2 separate regions of the Mus musculus genome follow, and region 2 is linked to region 1. The links are chromatin loops, found by intact Hi-C in ENCODE. Cell type or tissue: left cerebral cortex. All regions are shown on one strand. Each heading gives the region's core, and the rest is flanking DNA. Links, peaks and the distances in the headings are about the cores only.

Region 1 (5,393 bases), core at 256-5,255:
AGGCCCTTGATACTGTGAAGGCTATATGCCCTAGTGTAGGGGAATGTCAGGACCAGGAAGTGAGAGTATATGTTCTAGTAAGCAGGGGTGAGGTAGAGAAGGGATTTGGAGTTTTCGGTGGGGAAACCAAGAAAGAGGATGACATTTGAAATGTAAATAAAGGAAATATCTATTAAAAAAGAAAGAAAGAGAGAGAGGGAGGGAGGGAAGGAAGGAGAGAGGGAGGGAGGGAGGGAGGAAGGAAGGGAGGAAGAGAGGGAGGGAGGGAAGGAAAGAGAGAGGGAGGGAGGGAGGGAGGAAGGAAGGGAGGAAGGAAGGAAGGAAGGGAGGAAGGAAGGAAGAAAGGAAGGAAGAAATTTGTCCTTGAAGCTTGTTTCTGATATCAGCACTGTTCATAAAACTTGCTGCTGATTTTTCACCATGTATTCAAGTTAATCTGTTTCCTTGGTATATGTTTAATACCTTGTTCATATCTTGATTTAGTCATTAGTTCATGTTGGTAGTTCACTTGTTAGTTGGGGAGGGTACACTGTGGAAGATTAAGATGAAGCAAACTTTATCATATCTGATTTTCCATCACATGTAAAATTTTAATAGAATTTTATTAAGAGTTAAAGTGATAGAAGGCCTTGTGCTCCGTCCAATGGATGACTGTGAGCATCCACTTCTGCATTTGCCAGTCACTGGCAGAGTATCACAGGAGACAGCCATGTCAGGCTCCTGTCAGCAAACTCTTGTTGGCATCTGCAATAGTGTCTGAGTTTGGTGGTTGTTTATGAAATGGATCCCCAGGTGGGGCAGTATAGGGATCTAAACAACCCATCAAAGAAAACACATGGTGGGACTTGTGTCTTCAGCTGCATGTGTAGCAGAGGATGGCCTAGTTGGACATCAATAGGAGAAGAGGCCCTTGGTCTTGTGAAGGTCCTATGCCCCAATACAGGGGAGTGCCAGGGCCAGGAAGCAGAATTGAGTGGGTTGGGGAGCAGGGGGAGGTGGAAGGGAATAGGGGATTTTCAGAGAACAAACTAGGGAAGGGGATAACATTTGAAATGTAAATAAAGAAAATATCTAATAAAAAAGTGATAGAGGGCTCTATTTTGCAAATACTCTTGTAGATAAATAGATCAAAAAGGAATCTTCTGCAATTAAATTAGAAACAAAGTGTGGAGCAGAGTCTTAAGGAAAGGCCATTGCTCCACCTGGGAATCCATTCCATATACAGTTACCAAACCCAGACACTATTGAGGATGCCAACAAGTGCTTGCAGGCAGGAGCCTGATATAGCTGTCTCCTGAGGGGATCTGTCAGTGCTGGACAAATACAGAAGTGGATGCCCACAGCCAAACATTGGACTGAGCACAGGATCCCCAATGGAGGAACTAGAGAAAGGACCCAAGGAGCTGAAGGGGTTTGTAGCCCCATAGGAGGAAGAACAATATGAACCAACCAGAACCCCCAGAATTCCCAGGGAATAAACTACCAACCAAAGAGTACACATGGAGGAACCCATGGCACTAGCTGCATATGTATCAGAGGATGGTCTTGTCAGACATCAATGAGAGAAGAGGCCCTTGGTCCTGTGAAGGCTTGATGACCCAGTGTAAGGGAATGCCAGGACAGGGAAACGGGAGTGGGTTGGTTGGTGAGCAGGGGGAGGGGAATGGGATAGGATGATTTCAGATCAGAAAGGAGGAAAGGGGATAACATTTGAAATGTAAGTAAAGAAAATATCTAATTAAAGAGAAAGAAAAGGAAAGAGAAGAAAAGGAAAGAAAAGAAAAGAAAAAAGAAAAGAAAAGAGAAAAGAAGAGAAAGGAAAAGAGGAAAGGAAGACCTTTAACTTAAAAAAAAAAGAGCTCTAATAAGAGAACACAAATGTCAGAGATTTAAAAAATACACTTAAATAATAACCCACCTGAAAGCCTAAAAACCTATGGTGAAATCAACTTTTCATATAGTGTTTAGAACCTCATTCACCAGGCAATTAACCCCAATTTACCTGTGGATTAGACTAGATATTAGAGCATATATTACATCAAACTCATTCAATGACCAGAAAGAGAAGTGTGACTAGTCTCTTCTAGTTACTTATTTTCACATCCAATTTTTCAGAAAAAAAATGTGACTGGATCTATATCTAGGTAGGACTTTTTACTATAGACTAATGTCATGGCTAGTATGATGGTCAAATAACAATTATCCTCCAAAGTCCAATCTGTTTGAACACCTGGTCACCAGTTTGTGGCATCGCTTGGAGGGATTTGGGGATTTTTAGGAGTTTTGGCAAAAAGTATGTCACTCAAAGAAGGCTTTGAGAGCTTGGAGACTTACGACTTTCTCAGGATGCTCTCTGCTTTCTGAGAGCAGTTGAGACATGATCACCAACTTTCCTGCTCTGGTTGTCTACTGCCACTTTTCACCTACATTGATGCACTCTCTCAGAAACATGGTATTTTATCTCAACTACATTAATACAACTAATTCAGACAGAAAATGAAGGAATGAAGAAACATTAAATGCATTGAATGAATGAAAATGTGGCATTGACATGAAATATATCATGTGACTAAGGATATTCCAAACTATAATCATATATATATATATACTTATGGGTAATTGGACTTGGTATGAATTCTAAAAGAACTTCTGGAAAAAGAGACATTTCCATAATTGCATCCTGCAACATGAGATGGAAATGGATAAATCTGGATCTTAATTTTCATGACACACAAGAAGTTGCTCAAAATATATCTTGTGCTTAAATGCAAAGTCTAAGCTGTGAGAATTCTTAACATAAGAATTTCGAATGGCCAAGAAACACTTAAAAAAATGTTCAACATCCTTGGTCACCAGAGAAATGCAAATCAAAACAACCCTGAGATTCTACCTTATACCAATCAGAATAGCTAAGATCAAAACAACAGCAACAGTGAATGCTGGCAAGGAAATGAAGAAAAGGAAATACTCTGCCTTGGCTGATGGGATTTCAAGCTGGCACAATCACTCTGGAAACCAATCTGGTGGTTCCTTAGAAAACTGGAAATGGTTCTACCTGAAAACCCAGCTATAGCACTCCGGAGCATGTACCCAAAAGATGTTCTACGAAACCACAAGTATAAGTGCTCCACTATGTTCATACCATTCTTATTTGGACTAGCAAGCAACTGGAAGTAGCTCAGCTATCTCTTGGCTGAAAAATGAATACAGAAAATATGGTTAAATTAAATTGTCATTAAATGTGGTTAAACACAATGGAATACTATTCAGCTATTAAAAACCAAGACATCATGACTTTTGCATGCAAATGAACAGAACCAGAATCTATCATCCTGAGTGAAGTAACCCAAACCCAAAAGGACATGCATGGTATGTATACACTGATAAGCAGATATTAGTCAGAAAGCACAGAATACCCATGATACACCCAACAGATAGTAAGACGTTAGGATGCTTCAATCCCATTTAGAAGAGGGAACAAAATGATCATGTGAGGCAGATGATGGAGGGACCTGAGTGGGATTGTTGAGGGGCAATGGGGGGATCAGGACCAGATATGGGGAGATGACAAGAGAGAGAAGTCCAGAGGGCCTAAAGAATGAATGAAAATATGAAGCTGCTAGGGCTTGGGTGGAGGTGTGGGGGACCGCTAAAAAGTCTCAAACACATGGAATATGAGAAGCAGTGAGGACTAAGTGTTGATGACCTTAGCTGAAATACTCCACAGTGAGGAAATGGAACCTGAAGAGCCAACCTCTAGAAGATAGACAGGGCCTCCAGTGGAGGGATGAGGACACCAACTCACCTTCGAATTTTTGACCCATAATTGTTCCTGTCTAAAAGAAATCCAGTAATACAAATGCAGCAGAGATTTAAGGAATAGATGACCAGTGTGACCTGCCCAACATGGGGATACATCCCATGGGCAGGCACGAAACCCTGACACTATTATTGATGCTATGTTTTTCTTGGAGATAGGAGCTTAGTATGACTATCTTCTGAGAGTTTCTACCAGTAGATTTTTACAGATGCAAATACTTACAGTCAACCATTGAACAGCAGTTCAGGACCCCAATGGAAGAGTTAGGGGAAGGACTGAAGGAGCTGAAGGGATTGGCAACACAATATGAAGACCAATATTTTCAACTAACCTGGACACTTGTCATCTCCCAGAAACTAAGCCACCAACCAAAGATCATACATGGGCAGGTCTGAGGCCCTTGGCACATAATTAGCAGGGAACTGACTGCCTTGTCTGATCCCAGTGAATAGGTCTAATCCTGTACAGACTTGATGCCCCAAAGAAGAGGGATGCAAGGGGCAGAGGGGAAACCTCTCAGAGGCCAAGTAGAGGGACAATGGGCTGAAAAACTCTGGGGAGAGGGGTGAACAGAAGGGGGTAGTTATTAAATAAAATAATTAACTTTAAAAACAAGAAAATATAAAAGGAAAGATAAACTTAAGTATTTATAGCTTTGGGTTGTGAAATATCTTCTTACCTTGAGTATCTAAAAGAAGTTGCCCTTCATATAAAACAACAAATTTACAATATCTTTTGACTGTCAACTATGTTGATGTTTTCCCTTACTCACTCCTTCCTTCATCCCTCCCTCCCTCCCTCCCTCCCTCCCTCTCTCCCTCCCTCCCTCCCTCTCTCCCTCCCTCCCTCCCTCCCTCCCTCCCTCCTTTCCTTCCTTCCTTCCTTCCTTCCTTCCTTCCTTCCTTCCTTCCTTCCTCCCTTCCTTCCTTCCCTCCTTTCTTCCTTCCTTTCATCACTTCCTTTCTTGTCAACTATAGACATTGTTTAAATCATTAGATCATATGTAAAAGCAAAGTAATTATAAATCCATACAATACACACACTCCTCAGAAGGAATAAAAGAAATTTGTCTAATACCACAAATTGTTACTCTTAAATTATGATTTTTCATGTATATAGCAGGTCACTTATTTGCCATGAGACTCATGTAAAGGGCAGAATACAATCTTAGATGTTGGTACTTACATTTCAATGAGTCAGAATTATGGAGAGGCTCTTGTTTATCTCAACACATGCCAGCCTATGTGGCCTACAATTTTCTTCTTCCATCTCAGCATAGGCACACTAAAATTACAGGTTTATACTACCAAATCTTGCTTTATTTGTCTTATTGTGATCTGTAGTCATGGTATTCTGCTTCTGAGGCAAATACTTTCTTCACTAAGCCATCTTATTAAGATTGGGTGTCATATATTACTGTAGGGAGAACACAAAATATTTAGAGTTTAGATCTGAATTCCTTTTAATCAAAGAAATCTGATATCTCTTTAAATTTTTCTTTCAAGATGCAACGGATGCTTTTGGATCATCTTACCTACTGGGAATTAGAAATTAAAGTGATCTAACTTGTCAA
Region 2 (5,393 bases), core at 89-5,088, 1.1 Mb before region 1:
CCCAATAATAATAAATTTATGAAAATCCTAGGCAAATGGATGGACCTGGAGGGCATCCTCCTGAGTGAGGTAACCCAATCACAAAAGAACTCACATGATATGTACTCACTGATAAGTGGGTATTAGCCCCAAAACTTAGAATACCCAAGATACAAGATACAAAGCACATGAAACTCAAGAAGAACAAAGACCAAAGTGTGGACACTTTGCCCCTTCTTAGAATTGGGAACAAAACACCCATGGAAGGAGTTACAGAGACAAAGTTTGGAGCTGAGACAAAAGGATGGACCATCTAGAGACTACCATATCCAGGGATCCATCCCATAATCAGCCACCAAATTCAGATACCATTGCATACACTAGTAAGATTTTGCTGAAAGGACACAGATATAGCTGTCTCTTATGAGACTATGGTGGGGCCTAGCAAACACAGAAGTGGATGCTCACAGTCAGCTATTGGATGGATCACAGAGCCCACAATGGAGGAGCTAGAGAAAGTATCCAAGGAGCTAAAGGGATCTGCAACCCTATAGGTGGAACAACATTATGAACTAACCAGTACCCCCTGGAGCTTGTGTCTCTAGCTGCATATGTATCAGAAGATGGCCTATTCTGCCATCACTGGAAAGAGAGGCCCATTGGACAGGCAAACTTTTTATGCCTCAGTACAGGGGAACACCAGGGCAAAGAAGTGGGAGTGGGTGGGTAGGGGAGTGGGGCGAGGGTGTGGGGGACTTTTGGGATAGCATTGAAAATGCAAATAAGGAAAATACCCAATAAAAAATTTAAAAATTAGTTTTTTTGCATATTTTAGAATTTGTTTCTGAATTCTCTTGTTTTTAGTCATCAATACGCCTGATTTATTTTATGCCAATACTGTGCATTCTGCTGCAATATGTTTTGTATATCGTGGGAGCAAATAATGAAATAGATATTCCCAGCTTTGCTTTGACTACTTTTCTTGTCTTCAGTGGTCCGTTTTTTAAAAATTGTGTTATATTATTTCTGTGAATAATACCATTGGAACCTTGATAAAGATTGCATTAAGTCTGTATATTTTCTTGGCTGGCAATTCTAATCTTTAGAAAAATTCAAAGGAAATAAAACTAGTAAGTTGAAGATGCATGCACCTGGACTAGCATGTTCATGGCAGCATGACATACGCAGCCAAGGTTTGGGAACAAACTGAGCATCCAACAAATGAAAGGGGAAAGCAAGTACTACTGTGTGGTCTCTAAAGAGAAGAAAATCTTGTTCTTTTTCACACATGGAAGGACCCGTCCAACATTATGTTAAGGGAAATAATCCAGAGATAGAAACATGCATATTTTAGTATCTCATTTATACATGGACTCTAGAAAAGTTGAACACATAGAAGCCAAGAGAGATGATGGCTACCATGCTCTTAATGGCAAGAGAAAGAATAGGAAATATTTGACTGAGAAGGGGGACAATATTTATTTGAAACATAAACAAATAAAGTAAGTAATTAAAATGTACAAAACAAACAAAAATAAACACAGCATTGTTGTAATGGTTGAAATAACTTCATGGCTGGGCTCCTTAAACTTGACACAAAATATTGAAACTAGAAATAACTTTGAAGAGATATTGGAATTCAGAATTGTCCTTCCTTATAGAGCACCGCATTTGGTCATCTTTTACATTTTCTAATTAAGAATAAAATGACAAAAAATCTTCATTTTAGTATTTGTATATGAACCATCTCTTCTGGAAATATATCGGTCCCATAAACTCTATTTAACAGGACCCTTGCTTTTCTGACTGCTTTGTATCTTCATGTTTATCTCTACAATTGTTCATCTCACAGCAGTTTTCTTCTGTGAAATAACACATCAGTTGTGCTAGTTAGATTAGCTCTGTAACCATCAGTAAACAGAAAGAAATGGGAAAAGATCTTCCTTTCTGCCACAAAAAAGCAAGATTTGACTCCATTTCAAGACCCTAACATATTTTAAAACCAGTGAAATATGACGAATATGCATTAACATAAATAATTCCTTTAATAAAATAAAATTGGTTAACTCAAAAAAGATTAAAAATGCCTAATCCTGAATATCAAGTGCATTGCCGCCTGTGACCAATAGGTGTCAGTGATTCCCAGAAAGTTCTCACAGCTTTCAATTCTCACAAGAACTCTCACATTTATTCTTCACATGTGTTGTATAAAATAGTGTATTCAGCTGATTGATGGACTCCTCTGTTTGCTGCTTTAGAAACAAAATTACTTTATTCAATTGGGCTTAGAATTATATGTATAATGTACATTTATTTATTATTCTGCACCAAAATACACCATACACCAATAACTGATTTCCCTTTTGTTGAAGGAGGTTGAGAAGTAATGATACATTGAACACATTAACTCTTCTAACTCTACATCCCTGTGGATGTTTTAAAGAAATTACTTCAGTTATTTCTGACAGATTTCCATTTGGCTAACACACTGAACTGGATTTTTGTTGTTATTTAGAAGCAGGACACGCCACAACTGTGGCAGTTGGAAATTTCAGAGTAAGATGTATTGACAATACAATGTCTGATGGTCTCACAGTTTGTTCTTCCTTTTTAAAGAAAGGCACTTTCTCTTGTGTACTTTTGCTTGCCCTTGAAAGTATATAAGCATATGTTCATTGATCAATTCATTTTGTTCTAATATGTCCTTTATCAAAGAGAAGATTGCTACAATTGAAATAAAATAATCTGTATTTTTAAGCAAAAGATATATAGAATGAAACAGGGTCATTTGAAAATATGCTTTAGTCAGTGAATCATCACATGTTATCTGACTGCCTTCATGCGGTATTGCAGAGACCGTCAGTGTTATGGATGGTCTTCTGTTCCTCTATACTGGAGTAGAGCTGATGGAAATGAAAGAGAAATGAACCTTCATGTATATTTAGAATAAATATAAAATTACATGGCTGTTTCAGAGAAGAGTCTGGAAGTTTCTTTAAAATTTAAAAAATATCACATGATCCAGCACTCTTGCTACTGGGCACACAACAAAAGCATAGGACATAAGTGTGCTGAAGTTACCTGTGTTTTCTCATATCTGCTGCAGCATCACTGACAACTGACAGTGGATGCATCTGGGGTATCCACTAAGTGACAAATGTTAGAGAATAGGGTAAGTATACAATAGGAATACTATCCAGCCAAAAAGAGAATTAAATCCTGTCATAGGGGACAAGATGGGTGATCTGGAGACATATATGTTACATGAAGGGAGCCAACAGCAGGAAGGCAAGTATCACATGGCCTCATTCAAATCCCCAAACTTAATTCATAGAAGTTAAATGTAGAAGGATAGTGCTTAGCGGGCATGAGGGAGTTACAGGAAGGAAGGGATGAGGGTAGTTGATCAATTTGCATCATGTTACAGTTTGAGACAAGAAAGGATTTTACTGAGTTGCTATTGCATATGAAGGTGATTACAGTGCACTTTATGGCCCTAAAACAAAAGGGAGATTGAACACCCATCAACAGACATAACAGAATGCCAGGAGCTAGGTAGTGATTTTTACCATTACCTAGTATACATATTGATCAGAAATACATGACAACTTATAAGCAAGGGTCATCTCTTTTCTGTATCAGTTAAAATTAAGTTCAAATAAAAAGTACAGTTCTTTGATACCTGAAACAATCTTTATTAGACATTTTTTTTGGAAGGTAATGGTTAGCAGCCTTAAAAAAAATACAACCCAAGGGTGGACTTCTAAAGACACTTAGGAGAAACAGGCTACATATGTTAATTTTCTTTTACAGAGGAGCCAACTCCTTATAAGTAATTACTTGACCCAAATTAACATGGTGACAAGGTTGAAGACCCTAAGTCTATACCTGACAGTAAGGTTGAAAGCTTGATTATATCTATATTAGAGGCGTGCAAACACAGAAACGACAGTAAATTTGTACTCAGGCACGTAAGCTCAAAGGAGAAATTACATTGAAAGAGAATTAAAGAAAAATTATCCATCCTTTGATGTATCAAAAATCTCACAGTGTCAAATCTTTCTCTTTCAAATTATGAATGTGAAGTGATCCAGTTCAGAAGCCTCAGGGGGCAAGTTTATGTTTTAGCTTTCTACAAGATACTTCTTTAGAAAGGCTCATTAAATACCTAGGAAAATGGAAATACACAGTGTATCAAACTATGTCTGATAAACATGTGCTGCTAAACACTGTGCTGACATTAACCAACGTATTGCCACTTATATAACTGTGGTTGAGTTTTTGATGTAACCACCAAGCACTGAATACAGAGCTAGCATGCCTTCCTTGTCCATCTTACCTCAGTCCTCGGCCTGATGTCACCACGTGATTTAACAGAATGTAGAAAAGGAGAATTTACTTTTGTGTCCTTCAGTCTCACTCATCTTAAATAAAAGTGTGTTTCTGAGAATGGGCTGTGTGCACACACAAAGAAATGTGTCCATCAGTGACTGTGTATCTGTGGACATGTGTTTATGTCTGACATAAGTGAATGTATATTTTTGGGGTGTATGTGTGTATGTGTGGTCTAAATATGTATGATTTGTGTATATATATATGAATATGAATATGTATGTATGTGCTATGTGCTTGTATGCTTCAAACAAAGATATTCTAAACACTGAAATCTTCTCATATTCTGTAAAGTCCTAATAAGAAGTTCGTGGGCTCCTGCAGCCTGTCTGTCTCAAACTCTGTGGTATTTGTTACCTCCAAAGGGCATGCAACGTCATTGGTTTGTTCTGCAGCCTGGTGACATGTTGCTAATCCTGGCCTGTGATGCTGCAGAAGGCCATGTCTGAATCTATTGTCCTGCTGAAGCGAAGAGCTGTGTTGATGCTGGTGGCCTGTCTTAACACTGAAAGCCATGCAATGTCTGTGGTCAGGGCTGCAGCTTAAAGCCATGTTGATATCTGTTGGCTGTGCTGCCACCAAAGGCCATATTGATGTGTGTGTGTCCTATACTACCTACCACCTGAGGACATGTTTTGAGAGTATCCATAGCTCATGTAGTGGCATAGAGCCATGCTGATGTGGGTGGTCTGAGCTTGCTGACATGTGCTGATACCAAAACCCATGTGTAATTCTGATTCATGTTTCTGCTGACTGAAAAGGGCAAGGAAGCTCTTTTTTGCATGGTCCTGATGTCTGTACACTCACAATTGTGAAAAAGGGATAGAAGACTTCTGTGACAATCCCTTTTCCATCCATCACTTGATGACAGAAAATCATCAAAGAGAACTATTAAAATTTTTGATAAGAATGCTGAGTATAGCTCTCCACAATGAATGACTTCGGGGCAGAGCTGCAGGTGGGAAAGGATTCAGTTTTCTTTATCAAGCTAGCCACTGGGCATTTGACCATGATCTAGTGAG

The links. Peaks named below come from ENCODE experiments on the same cell type or tissue, not always from the same donor. Only the 100,000 strongest peaks of a DNase experiment are listed, where the experiment ranks them.
Region 2: a loop joins it to region 1, with 2.5 times the contacts of the local background. A loop is called at or near these places in 4 of 42 quality-filtered maps.

What each region holds. Positions count from the first base shown.
Region 1 is chr6:10,165,238-10,170,630 of GRCm38, reverse strand. No RefSeq gene overlaps it. Among named protein-coding and RNA genes, the nearest start is that of n-TVcac5, 68 kb to the right of the region's middle. In left cerebral cortex, for the core only: no CTCF peak of the experiment used is centred there; DNase peaks (open chromatin) are centred at 2,779 and 2,959.
Region 2 is chr6:11,280,963-11,286,355 of GRCm38, reverse strand. No RefSeq gene overlaps it. Among named protein-coding and RNA genes, the nearest start is that of AA545190, 310 kb to the right of the region's middle. In left cerebral cortex, for the core only: a CTCF peak has its summit at 2,106 (motif pointing right); a DNase peak (open chromatin) is centred at 2,125.